Linked DNA regions of Homo sapiens: regions 1 and 3 are each linked to region 2. A link is a contact called in ENCODE Hi-C or POLR2A ChIA-PET data. All regions are on one chromosome and are shown on one strand. Each heading gives the region's core, a stretch centred on a gene start or an enhancer-like site at or near the end of the contact. The rest is flanking DNA. Distances are from core to core; before and after follow the strand shown.

Region 1 (4,222 bases), core at 1,081-3,580, 430 kb after region 2:
ATCGCGCCACTGCACTCCAGCCTGGGCAACAGAGCAAGACTCTGTCTCAAAAAAAAAAAAAAAAAAAAAAAAAAAAAATATATATATATATATATATATATATATATATATATATATATATATATATATATAGGCTGTACTTTTAGGAGAGAAGCTTCTCAAAATGTATCACAGAGGTACCTTGGCAATTTTAGGCCTAGAAAATAAATAAATTAAAATATTTATTGGCCAGGCTTGGTGGCTCATGGCTGTAATCCTGGAACTTTGGGAGGCCAAGGTGGGAGGATGGCTTGAGGCCAGGAGTTCAAGGCCAGCCTGGGCAACACAGGAATACACTGTCTCTATAAAAGAAAAAAGAAGGCTGTGTGGGGTGGCTCACACGTGTAATCCAAGCACTTTGGGAGGCTGAGGCAGGTGGATCACCTGAGGTCAGGAGTTTGAGAATGGCCTGACCACATGCAGAAACCCTGTTTCTACTAAAAATACAAAATTAGCTTGTTGTGGTGGCACATGCCTGTTATCTCAGCTACTTGGGAGGCTGAGGCAGGAGAATCACTTGAACCTGGGAGGTGGAGGTTGTGGTGAGCCGAGATCGCACCATTGCACTCCAGCCTGGGCAACAAGAGCAAAACTCTATCTCAAAAAAAAAAAAAAAAAAAAAAAAAGATTTATATTTCTTAATTCTGGCCAGTGATAAGCTTCCACTTTAAAAAAAAAATTCATTTTCAAGCGTAACTGTCAATTATCATTGATAATAAAGGTAAACACAATTTTTTAAATAATGGAGTTAAATGAAAGAATCTGGCATTTTTGCTTTTTCTCCCATTTGCAAAACTTGGATCATTCACATTGAGATATATACACGTTGCCAACTTAAAGCTGAAGATCTCATCCTACTCTCTATTTGTGCGGTTGGTACTCTGCTAGAAAATGTTTGTGAGCACGGATGGCCAAGATAAAGGAAGCTATTAAGGAGGAGTCTATAGAAATCATGCCTTGCAAAAACTGGGAACCCCTTATAATCATGATTTCTTTTAAACTACACTTATTTGGATGTACTCTGGTTCAAATAACAGCACCTAAAATAAGACAGCTATGTGGATAAAAGCCAAGTAACATGGTATCGTCCATCTCCGGGTGAAGAATAGAAAGTCTTCCTATTCTTTGTTAATTAAATTTTTTTTTTAAAAAAAGATAAAGCACAGAATTTATTACAATTAAAAAATCTTGTAAATATATCCTTCGATGATGGTGGAATAGTTAAGATAATAAGCTTCATAGTCACACTGCTTGGGTTTGAATCTCAGCTCAGCCATGTGCCCTCTCTGTGACTTTGAACAAATAAAATCACCTATCTGTGCCTCAGTTTCCTAACTTGTGAAAGGGAAACACTATTGACCTGTAAGAGTTGTTGTGAGGATTGAAATGAATAGATGTAGAAAGCTTAAAACTATCGCCTGGCACAGAGTAAGTGTTCAACTAATTCTGTCCTCTACCCTCCTCTTGTCACCTTTCTCCCCGACAAACATGTTGGTTATAATAATGGCTGTTAGTACTATTATAGTTGTTAAGATAATGGGTTGTGTTGGGAAAGAGTGCTGAGATGGGAGTTAAAATAATTAGCTACAAGTAACACAGTCTGTCTGTTTCTCAGTTTATTTATGTTAATTGTCCATGTTCCAATAGAATTGATCTTGAAGGTCTTTTCCTGGTTGCAAATCCTATGGCTAATCTATAGTTAAACCCAAAGGGATCTTTCCTGTTTTCACCATAACTGCATGGCTAGCAAATCTAGCAAATGCATGATGTTAAATTCACCAGAAGGAAGGACTCACCCATTAAGTTGCAATGTTTCCTTCCTCTCACTTACAGGGATGAATACCAACAGTCCGGCAGGAGGACCAGATCATCAATATATTTGCTCCCCTGTCTGTGGGTCAAGTGATGACATGGGCATCTCACGTGATCAGTTGTTGTTTCATTCTTGGATGGAACTTTGTTTCACTTCTTGTAGTTTCTATTTCTGTCCAGGGTTTATCAGCTAGTTCGCCAATTGGCTATACGACCCCAGCAATACACAGTAGGGCACCTCCTAGAAAGGCAACAGGAGGCTGTGAACATTGAAAGTTATGCAAACTCAGAGGGAGTTCCTGTTCTTTTCTTCTCCTTTATGTCAGTGTTTCTTTCCAGAACTCTTCTTTCCAGAACTCTTGAAAGTTCTGATCATAATCTGATCACAATCTCAACATTTTATCTGCAAATGTGCCTAGAAACAGTGACAAATGAGAGGGCTCCAGCTGTGCCATTGGTCATGCAGTTCATATGGCTGATCTTATTGGTGGGGGCAGGCAGGGCTGCCTTATACACAGGTTGTGCACTGCATAACTCTGGGGACTCCATTCAGAGAGACTAACACCCCCATGGGACTGTGCAGTATACAACGTGCACAACCTATCCCACGGTCCTGGGGGGCGATTACTCCTCCAATCTCACTTACGAACATCCTCCCCAGAGATACTAGAGAGGCAAGTGTGTCACAGTATGAGCTGCTCTTTGGTCAAGACAATATGATGAATTGGTCATTTCTGTTATCAACAGTATTTTTTTTAAATCAGAAATTCCCAAGCAGTATAGTGGGAATAAAGGGAAGGGGGCCTTGCCAGTAGATATGACCTCATTCTCCCAAAGAAAGAGCCAACACTGCATACTGACTATATTGCCCATCTGCCTGGTACAGCACAGTCCAGGAATTGCTTCTGCTCTGTTTCTTTTTCTGTACTTCTTATAATTAATTCTCTTTTCTCTCAAGTTATTTTGCAATTAAAGTCCACCAGATCTCACTGCATAAATAAAATATATGTATTTGGAGAGATAGATAAGTAGAGATACATATTTAGATGAGGGATGAATAGATAGATATGCAAGCAGATAGATGGATAGATAGAGTAAACTATATCCTTCCCCTCTGTGGCTATTACCTGTGTGACCATGCAAGGTTAGTTTATTCACATTCTGTCTCACTATCTGTAAATTAAGGACAACAAAAGAAGTGATATCATAGGGATGTTGTGACAATTAAATAAGATAGTTTATGTAAAGCCCTATTTTACTCCCTGGCATATAGTAAAACTTAAGTCAACATTAGCTATTTTGTTCATTGTTGTCATTGTGACCTTTTTAAAAACTGTTCTGGCAATACATTCATTTCTGCAATTAAGAGCCTAATCCTTCCCACACTTCTTGGTCTACAATGGATCTGGCCCACCTGCCCCTTTGTCCTCCCTCCACAGTCCTATTTGGTTCCTCTAGTCCTTTGCAGGATTTGTCTTAATTTGCACTAAATACCCCTCACAATGGTGTGTGTATATATTTTATTTTATTTATTTATTTTGACACAGAGTCTCACTCTGTCACCCAGGCTGGAGTGCAGTGGCATGATCTCGGCTCACTGCAACCTCCGCCTCCTGGGTTCAAGCGATTCTCCTGCCTCAGCCTCCCGAGTAGCTGGGATTACAGGCACATGCCACCACGCCGGGCTAATTTTTGTATTTTTAGTAGAGACAGGGTTTCACCATGTTGGTCAGGCTGGTCTCGAACTCCTGACCTTGTGATCCACCCACCTCGGCCTCCCAAAGTGTTGGGATTACTGGCGTGAGCCACTGTGCCCAGCGGTTATATATTTTTAATCTGCTTATAATCATTGTCTATTCTATCCTGGAAGACTGAAAGGTGTTTAGCTTTTTTTCACATAAGTATCTGTTTCTTCAGAATAACCAAAGGAAGTATCTATCACTGTTTCCTGGGGCTCATGACTGAGTTCCAAGCATGTGGCATTTTATCTTCTACAAAATGTGTCCTCCTCTTCCTCCTCCTTTCAGTGTCATCTTCCTGGCTTGACTATGTTTTAGTTTGGGTTCTCTCAAAAGTAATCCTGGAGACAAAGATTTGGGGGTGAAAAGTAATCTATTAATATTTGGAAGATGATCCCAGGAAGCATGGTGAGAGAATGGGAAGTGAGACAGAGAAGGAGAAAAGCCAATAAAACTTATGTTAATATATAGGTTACCGCTGATGGCCACTGGGGTCAGTCCTTCTGGGGACCTTATGAGAGACTGTGTAGGACATACTTCAGAACTGTCCCACCAAGGCCCAAGGAAACTAGGATGTTTATCCAGCAACTCTTGTCTGTCCTTGGTTGAGAGCTGTTCTCAGGGCAACTTAC
Region 2 (4,021 bases), core at 1,138-3,637:
GTGCTGGGATTACAGGCTTGAGCCACCACGCCCGGCTGAATTTATATTTTAATTTATAATTAAATAGGCACATGTAGCTAGTGGCTACCGTAATGGATAGTGCCTCTAGAAATCCCTCTGGTTATACTGTCTTCTAGCTTGCCTCAGGTTATAAAATATTATTTTCCGGCCGGGTGAGGTGGCTCATGCCAGTAATCCTAGCACTTTAGGAGGCTGAGGCAGGCGGATCCCCTGAGGTCAGGAGTTTGAGACCAGCCTGACCAACATGGAGAAACCCGTCTCTACTAAAAATACAAAATTATCTGGGCCTGGTGGCGCATGCCTGTAATCCCAGCTACTCAGGAGGATGAGGCAGGAGAATCACTTAAACCCGGGAGGCGGAGGTTGCGGTGAGCAGAGATCGCGCCATTGCACTCCAGCCTGGGCAACAAGAGCAAAACTCCATCTCAATTAGAAAAAAAAAAAAAATCTTCCTTGCGGTCACAAGAGAAAAGATTTTGATATATCCTAACTCAATAGGGCTGGATATTTGCTCCCATATGTTTCACTATCAAAGAACATAAAATGAATTCATGCAAATTCTGAAAATTTGGGCTTCTTCTGTAACTTTGTATGATGGGTTTACCCTCTAAGTGTTGCTCCTTGGCCTGATGCACTGTCACTATTCCACTCAGTTAATGGTCCAAAAGAGAAAAGAAAGCATCCTACCATTTTCACAACGTAGAAGGCCATGGCATGTAAGTGTCGGGTAGAAGTTCCACTAACAATCACAAAGTAATCTGTATATCTCATTTCTGGAGGAACCTGGATCACACAAATGTCTCTTGCATTTTCTTGCCTCAGAAGTGAAACCATCATATCGATGTCAAACTTGGGACCAGTATGATCTGAAATGCACAAATAGTTGTTTGTATCAGGATGGCCAAGCAGATAGACGTGTATGCACCCAGAGATGCCGGCAGCTGACTGTTCCTCCATGAGGGTGTTTAGATCCAAAGTGTTTTTACAGATAGCAGGGTAAAGGCCTCCTGGAAGGTGAACCTGGGCAGTAGTATCATAGCACCGCTCAACTTTTATGGTCAGGGTGCTCAGATTACGCAGAGCCACTATACATCCTTCGCTATTAACCATATGCAAGTAGAACCAGACACCAGTGACAAATGACTTTCTACTAATACTTAAAAGGAGCAATACACCACAATCACAGAAATGCTGTGCAAAGAAAAACAGCACCACAAAATGGGTAGGAGGTGATATCCTGGAGCATATTAAATTGAATCTCAGTCATAACGGGTCACAGAATTGTGAGCTGGAAGGGCTCTTAGGCAGTATCTGGTCCACAACCTTCAGTTGAGAGATGAAGAAACTGAGGCCTAGGAGAATTACTGTGGCCTAAGATCAGTCACTGAAAGAGCTACATTTTTGAGTAATTATTATTTTGAACCTTCCAGTTTTCATATAAAACCACCGGGTTATTAACAACTGTTACCTATGAAAATCTAATTTTTTTTCCCGTAAAGATTTAGATATTCTGATCTTCAGCTTGGAGTATTACAGGCTGTAAATTTAAAAGCTCGCCCAAGTTCTAAAGCCGACTCCAAAGGACCTAGTAGCTAAGCCCACTAAGGCCTCTCCCTCTCATACTCTACATTCTTAGATGTGATCTGTTTACCATTCTTAAGTTTCTAAAAACGTCAGCAATAACTAGAGGATATTAACTTGGACCCATCTCCTACTGGCGCTTCCTACGCACCCCTTCGCACCCAGACCCTGGCTCCTCAGAATCCTCAAGCCCCAACAGTCCCCACAAACCCATTTCCCAGGATCCTAGGAAGAGGGTAAAAGGAAGTGAGGACGGTGAGACTGTGATGCCAAGGGTGGGAGATGGCCGTCCGGGAGGCTGGGATTCTGCAGTTCATCTCTTGCCCTCAATTTCTTCACTGTGAAACGGGAAGGTTGGCGCCAACAACCTTTGAAGTCCCTTCCAGCTCTGGATGTGCAGGAGTTTTGTGACTCCAAGAGAAATGCACATAGAGGGGAACCCAGAGCCACCTTGGCTGGGACCTGACTCCAGACTGCCCGGAGAGGGTCGCCTTCGTTCTTCTCCACGCCCGTACCTGCCGCGTCCGATTCTGGGCGTCCCTCGTTGACCGTCCCCTCCGCCCGCTCCTCCAGCCCAGGCTCGCTGTGCAGGCCGCGGACAAAGTTTGGGGTCTGGCAAGCCCGGCAGAACGCTGCTCCTACGGGAAGCCGCTGCACGGCCAGCAGCCGAAGCCCGGGCTCGGCTCCAACCGCGGACCCCGCCACCGAGGAAACCGCCCTGCGCCACATTAGTGGGGCGAGCAGCCGCGCCACACGGCCGCCCGGCCCCATAGCAGCAGCCTTGCGTCGGCGTCGCGGGTGGGTGGTACTTCATGGAGCCCGGCCGGGAAATTCTACGTCGATGCGTGGGCGGAGTCAAGGCCTGAAGGACGGACCATGGGCGGAGTCTGGAGCCCGTGAAGACTGCAGTGACCCGGAAGAGCTACTTGGGGATTAGGGCGTGCGGGAATAAAGAACTAGTGTTGCTTGCCCACCTTGCTTTGCTTTGTGTCGCAGTAGCGCATTACGTTGTCACTTTTTTTTTGGACTCTGTCCACTAATGTGAGGCTCATGAAGGCAATAATTTTTGTTTCATTTTTAACTCTTCTCTCCACAGCACCTAAAACAGTTCCTGGTACTGAATGTCCAGAAGTTGCTGTTAATCTGATTAGGCTGGGATTAGGACATATAATCTACCCTCTCTCATTACCAGAAAATATTCAAGATTCCCTTGCAAATTTGAAATTGCGCGAGGAAAATCTGTTATCCTGGGCTAGAGTGGGGTGGGAGGCAGAGGTGTAAAGGACCATTTGGAAACCGTTCTTAGGTCAGCCCATCATCTACACTCCCTGTATGGAGGAGTTTACGCCCAGGGGCGGTACTGTGGGGACCAGCTCTGTAAGAATAAGGAATTCTGAGGTGCCAGCTGCGGTATTAAGTCACAGGACTTGAGAACTGCGATAGATTCCTGGCACGGGTGGGGGGGTGGGGGGTTTTGGGGGCGTGGGACGCCGCAGGGAAGCAACTTGCCCAGGTCATACACTTACTGACTGCGTCAGAATCAGAAGCCAGTTTCTGGCTTCTGAACTCCAGGCCTGCTAACTGCTGAAAGGAAGGCTTCATAGAGAGCAAATATTTCAAATGCCTGAAACAGTGCCAGACACATAGCAGGCACTCCAAAAATGTTTGCTACATTATTTTAAATAATTCCAAGCACTAATTTTGGGAAGTTTTTTAAAAATAGAGAAATTAAGCATTTGTGTATATCACACCAGATATGTACAACCACTTCAAGTTATTTTTGAAAAGAAGAAAAACATTACAGATTAAGTTTCCTCTGTCCAATTTTAGCCCCATCCTCAATTCCATTTTTCCACAGGCATGAACTTGGCTTTTCTCCCAGCTTCTGGCATCCATTCCGTGTTCCCACCCTTCTCTGAACATCCCAGACCTGCTTTACCACCTGTATTTGCCAGCTCATTTAATGGGTCATTATCCCTTCAAAACTCCCAAACCCTAGACTTCATTCAGTCCAGGATCTTCATACAACAAACGAATCTGTTGTCAAAATCCTGCTTATGTGACCTCCAAAATGTTTCTGTGAGTTCAGCTTCTTGTCTTCATTTCCACTGTTTCTTCCTTAGTCCACACCCTCATTAGTTCTTGCCTAATTACAGAGACTGCCTCCTACCTGGCTTTCCTGTCTCCAGTCTGTTTCTACTCTTTTCATCCTCCATGCTGCCCTTCTATCAACTACAATCATTTTCGCTTTATCTGCTTTTTGCTGTTTTTCAAACTCACCATACCCTTTTTTATTTTTATTTTTTAAAGAGATGGGGTCTTACTCTTGTCACCCAGACTGGAGTACAGTCACACAATCATAGCTAACTACATCCTCAAACTCCTGGGCTCAAGCGGTGCTCCTGCCTTAGCCTCCCAA
Region 3 (3,860 bases), core at 1,043-3,542, 380 kb before region 2:
CACTGCACTCCAGCCTGGGCAGCAGAGCAAGACTCTATCTAAAAAAAAAAATAATAATAATAATAATAATAATAATAAATATATATATACATACACACACACACACACACACACACACATGATAAAGCCAGATGTGGTGGCTCACACCTGTAATACCAGCACTTTGGGAGGCTGAGGTGGGAGGATTGCTTGAGGCCAGGATCTCAAGATGAGCCTGGGCATCCTAGTGAGATCCCATCTCTACAAAAAATTTTAAAATTAGCTGGGTGCGGAGATGCATGCCTGTAGTCCTAGCTAGTTAGGAGGCTGAGAAGAGAGAGTCGCTTCAGCTCAGGAGGTCAAGGTTGCAGTCAGCCATTATAGTGCCACTGCACTCCAGCCTGGGTGACAGAGCGAGACTCTAAATAATAATAATAATAATAGGTCTGCAGTGGGCCTGAGATTCTGCTTTTCTAACAAGCTAACAGGTGATGCCAGGACACTGGTCAGGGCCTCCCACAGTGTGAGTAACAAGGCTGCATGCTTCCCCTCCCAACCGACTCCCACCGAAGTACCTAGGCAAGAGCAAATCCAGGAAAACTCTTCGGAAGGAAAGTTTGTTTCCTTCTAAACTCATATTTTGACTCATCTTCCCACCCCACCTTCCCAGCCCACCTTTTCATATCTAGGTACTCAAGTCCTGTTTTCCCCACTTTTCTAAAATTCTGACGTCAGTAAAGGACCTGATAATCTCTTTCAGAGGGAAGTGTTGCAAGTTATTTACGATTGCAAAAATAATTTCCCAGCCGGGCGCGGTGGCCCAGGCCTGTAATCCCAACACTTTAGGAGGCCGAGGCAGGTGGATAGCTTGAGTCCAGGAGTTCAAGACCAGCCTGGGCAACGTGGTGAAATCCCGTCTCTACAGAAAATACAAAAATTAGCTGGCCGCCTGTAGTCCCAGCTACTCGGGAGGCTGAGGCAGGAGAATCACTTGAACCCAGGAAGCGGAGATTGCGGTGAGCCGAGATCGCGCCACTGCACTCCAGCCTGGGAAAGAGTCAGACCCCGTCTCAATAAAATAAATAACTAAATAATTTCTCAATAAAATAAATAACTACATACATAGGTCTGCCCTAACATGTTCGGAGCTAGGCAAGAGTCAACTGGAGGCCCACAATTCACATATCTAAATATCCAAGTTATCAGTCAACACCAGCTCCAGCAACTTGCTCCCAGGCAAAAGCTCTGGAGAACTGGAGGCTAAAGGAGCCGGCTCTGCTCTGGGAGAGGACGGGATGGTGGTTGTTCTGACCCTGAACCGGGCGTGGGAACTGACCCCATCAAGCTCCTAGCCCTTATTCTTCTGGCTCAGAATATCCAGGCAGTTCTAAGGGTTACCCAAAACTACACAAACAGGGCAGTCAGAGCAGGGGAGAACAGTCAGCTGGGGGGCCGTCTGCGCGCACACCTCTGGGTCATCTGGGCCACCCACGATGCCGCAGAGGAGCCCCTGTCGCTCGCTCCGGCCTCCCTGGCGGAGCCTGGAGCGTCTCCCCTCCGCTTGTACACACACATCCTCCCGCCCCAACTCCGCGTCCTCAGGCGGTCCTCTCCAGGACTTCCCATCCGCCCAGATTCCGGACGATCAAAAACCCCAGGAAGCGGAAAAAGAGCGCGTCGCTGCAGGTGCACCAGCCTCGGTCAGGATCCAGGACAATGAACCGCGTCCTCAGGCCAAAGGAGCGACTCCGTTTCCAGTTTCGGAAGGGGTTTCTCCAGAATACCAAACACCAGTCGGTGCCTTTCTCCTAAAACCAGCACCTCGGGGTGGGGAGCGCGTTCAGAAGTTCACGGTTGACTCAATTACTGGGTTAATTTGATGTATGCTAACTTCTATAGCCCCGAGTACTCGATGTGCCTGTTTTCAATGGCCATTTAAAAAACAGCTGGACCTCTGTATCAATCTAGAGTTAGTCATCCTTCTTGGAAGGGAGCAGAGGGGCCTCTTAAATGTTATTGGAAGACTCATCACTGCATAGAACCGCGTGGCCCTACAATATTTAATTAGGCAAAGACTAAACTGGAATTCATCTAGGCCTCCCCCAACAGCCCAGGCACAGATTCCGGGAACCCCCGCGGACGCCCGCCGGGCCCCTGCTCGCGCCCCCAGCCCAGGGATCCTGGCCCCTCGGAGCGGCGGGGGGGCAGGCCCGGAGCCACAGCCTCACCTCCGGTACTCCAGGTACTCGTCCACCGCCGCCGCGCCGCCGAGAGGCAACGTCAACCGCTCCATTGCCGGTGGGGAAGCCAAAGGCTTCCCTGCGGACCAGCTGACCTCGAAGCCCGACCCGCCCCGTTCCCTCCCGGTACCGCGCCCCCTCCCGCCCGCCTCCTGATTGGCCCGGCCTGAAGCCCGAGGAGGCCGCGCGCGGCAACTGCGCAGGACGCGCGCCCCTACTGGCTGCCGGCGCCAGGCACCAGAACCCGGATCTCCGCAAGCGCAGCCTCGCGCCACATGGAGTGCAGTTTGCCGCCCTCCACAAACCTTGCACCTATTCCCCTCTCCCTTCCCTGGACCGGCGAGTCTTCTTGTAAATTAACAAGTGACAAGGGAGTGCAGTGCCTTGCATATAACAGGCGCATAGAAAATGGCTTATTTCTTTGTACAGCTCTTTTCGCTTAATCCATCTCTTGAAATATAAGTAGTTTTGAGAAGGTTCTGCTTTAGTTTGAGGCCTGCCTCTCCTTAACTGTCGGCCTGTTTCCAGTATTGGCGTTTTCAAAAACTCTGATGTAACAATCAGTAGTCCTGGGTATCTGGGTTCACTTTGGGGGTTGCTAAAGCTACATGTTCTTCAAAGGAACCGAATAACTGATTTAAGGTGAAGCAAGTAAAAACAATTTAGGTGAAGTTTTGTTGTTGTTTTTTAACTTTTGGAAACACTCTGCAAAATATATTTAGAAGCTGAATTACCATGCGATTGGTAATTTGGCCATAATTTGACTTAGCACGTTGTGGAAAAGAATAGGAAATCTTCAGGCGAAGTCATTAAACTCTGAAGCTCCCAGGGGATCAGCTTTAGCGCCCTCTGTAAAGTATCTGGGAGGGAGAATATGCAAACAATAAGAAAAATAATTAAACTTCAGTACAGTACTTTAGTTTCAAAGTACTGTTCTACATATTTCAGGTCCATAAAACATTATGTAAACAAATTGTTTGGGTACCACCCACCTCCCTTCTCGGTACCCTTTCAACAAACCCCACCCTCTCCCCAAAGTCTTCCTCCTGTTCAGAGGCGTTCTTGACAGTCAGATAAATGAGTGATCCTGAAATCGGATTCATATTTTAGGAAACTGATCTCAGCTCAGTATTCTCTCCTATCACACGTGTGGTTTGCTGCTGTCCATTTTACCTCTTCCACCCGACACCTCCCAGATGGGGTCTTGCTCCGTCTCCAAGGCTGGAGTGCAGTGGCGGGATCTCGACTCACTGCAATCTCTGCCTCCTAGGTTCAAGCAATTCTCCTGCCTCAGCCTCCTGAGTAGCTGGGATTACAGGCACTAGCCACCACGCCTGGCTTTTGTGTGTGTGTGTGTGTGTGTATTTTTAGTAGAGACAGGGTTTCACCATGTTGGCCAGGCTGGTCTTGATCTCCTGACCTCGTGATTTGCCCGCCTCAGCCTCCCAAAGTGCTGGGATTACAGGCGTGAGCCACCACGCCCAGCCCCATTCTACCTCTATGAGAGCCTAGTCTTGCTTTTAGGCAGCAACTGAACTAACAAAGAAAAATAGAAGAAAATGCCAGGCTCTGCAGGCTTACAGAAAAGTGGCAGGGGAATGTCTGTGTAGGCAAGTACAATTTAAAAATCTAGAGGGAAAT

Evidence for each region. A loop is a pair of places that touch in the nucleus more often than their neighbours do. ChIA-PET counts read pairs that join two places held with the same protein, here RNA polymerase II (POLR2A). Pooled maps may share reads with other maps.
Region 1: a loop to region 2 is called in a pooled map, with 2.6 times the contacts of the local background. The contact joins the enhancer-like site here to the promoter of MALSU1 in region 2. A Hi-C loop is called at or near these places in 5 of 50 pooled maps. POLR2A ChIA-PET finds 5 or more read pairs at or near these places in 2 of 52 experiments (A549 and activated T-cell).
Region 3: a loop to region 2 is called in a map of B cell, with 18 times the contacts of the local background. The contact joins the promoter of FAM221A here to the promoter of MALSU1 in region 2. A Hi-C loop is called at or near these places in 6 of 168 maps with a recorded cell type or tissue (B cell, CD4-positive, alpha-beta T cell, CD4-positive, alpha-beta memory T cell and 3 more), 2 of 37 single-sample maps with no recorded cell type and 14 of 50 pooled maps. POLR2A ChIA-PET finds 5 or more read pairs at or near these places in 1 of 52 experiments (Panc1).

What each region holds. Positions count from the first base shown.
Region 1 is chr7:22,870,364-22,874,585 of GRCh38, reverse strand. No RefSeq gene overlaps it. Among named protein-coding and RNA genes, the nearest start is that of SNORD93, 16 kb to the right of the region's middle. RefSeq lists an enhancer at 1,848-1,957. Within about 2 kb of position 2,330, at least 3 of the 41 ENCODE cell types and tissues checked have a DNase peak (open chromatin) inside an H3K27ac peak, as active enhancers do.
Region 2 is chr7:23,297,705-23,301,725 of GRCh38, reverse strand. It overlaps MALSU1 (mitochondrial assembly of ribosomal large subunit 1), which reads right to left and starts at 2,387. Exons shown (of 4, transcript NM_138446.2): 1 at 2,118-2,387; 2 at 709-887. The coding sequence starts at 2,373. RefSeq lists an enhancer at 2,081-2,570.
Region 3 is chr7:23,678,631-23,682,490 of GRCh38, reverse strand. It overlaps FAM221A (family with sequence similarity 221 member A), which reads right to left and starts at 2,292. Exons shown (of 7, transcript NM_199136.5): 1 at 2,208-2,292. The coding sequence starts at 2,272. RefSeq lists an enhancer at 1,489-1,738 and a silencer at 2,069-2,358.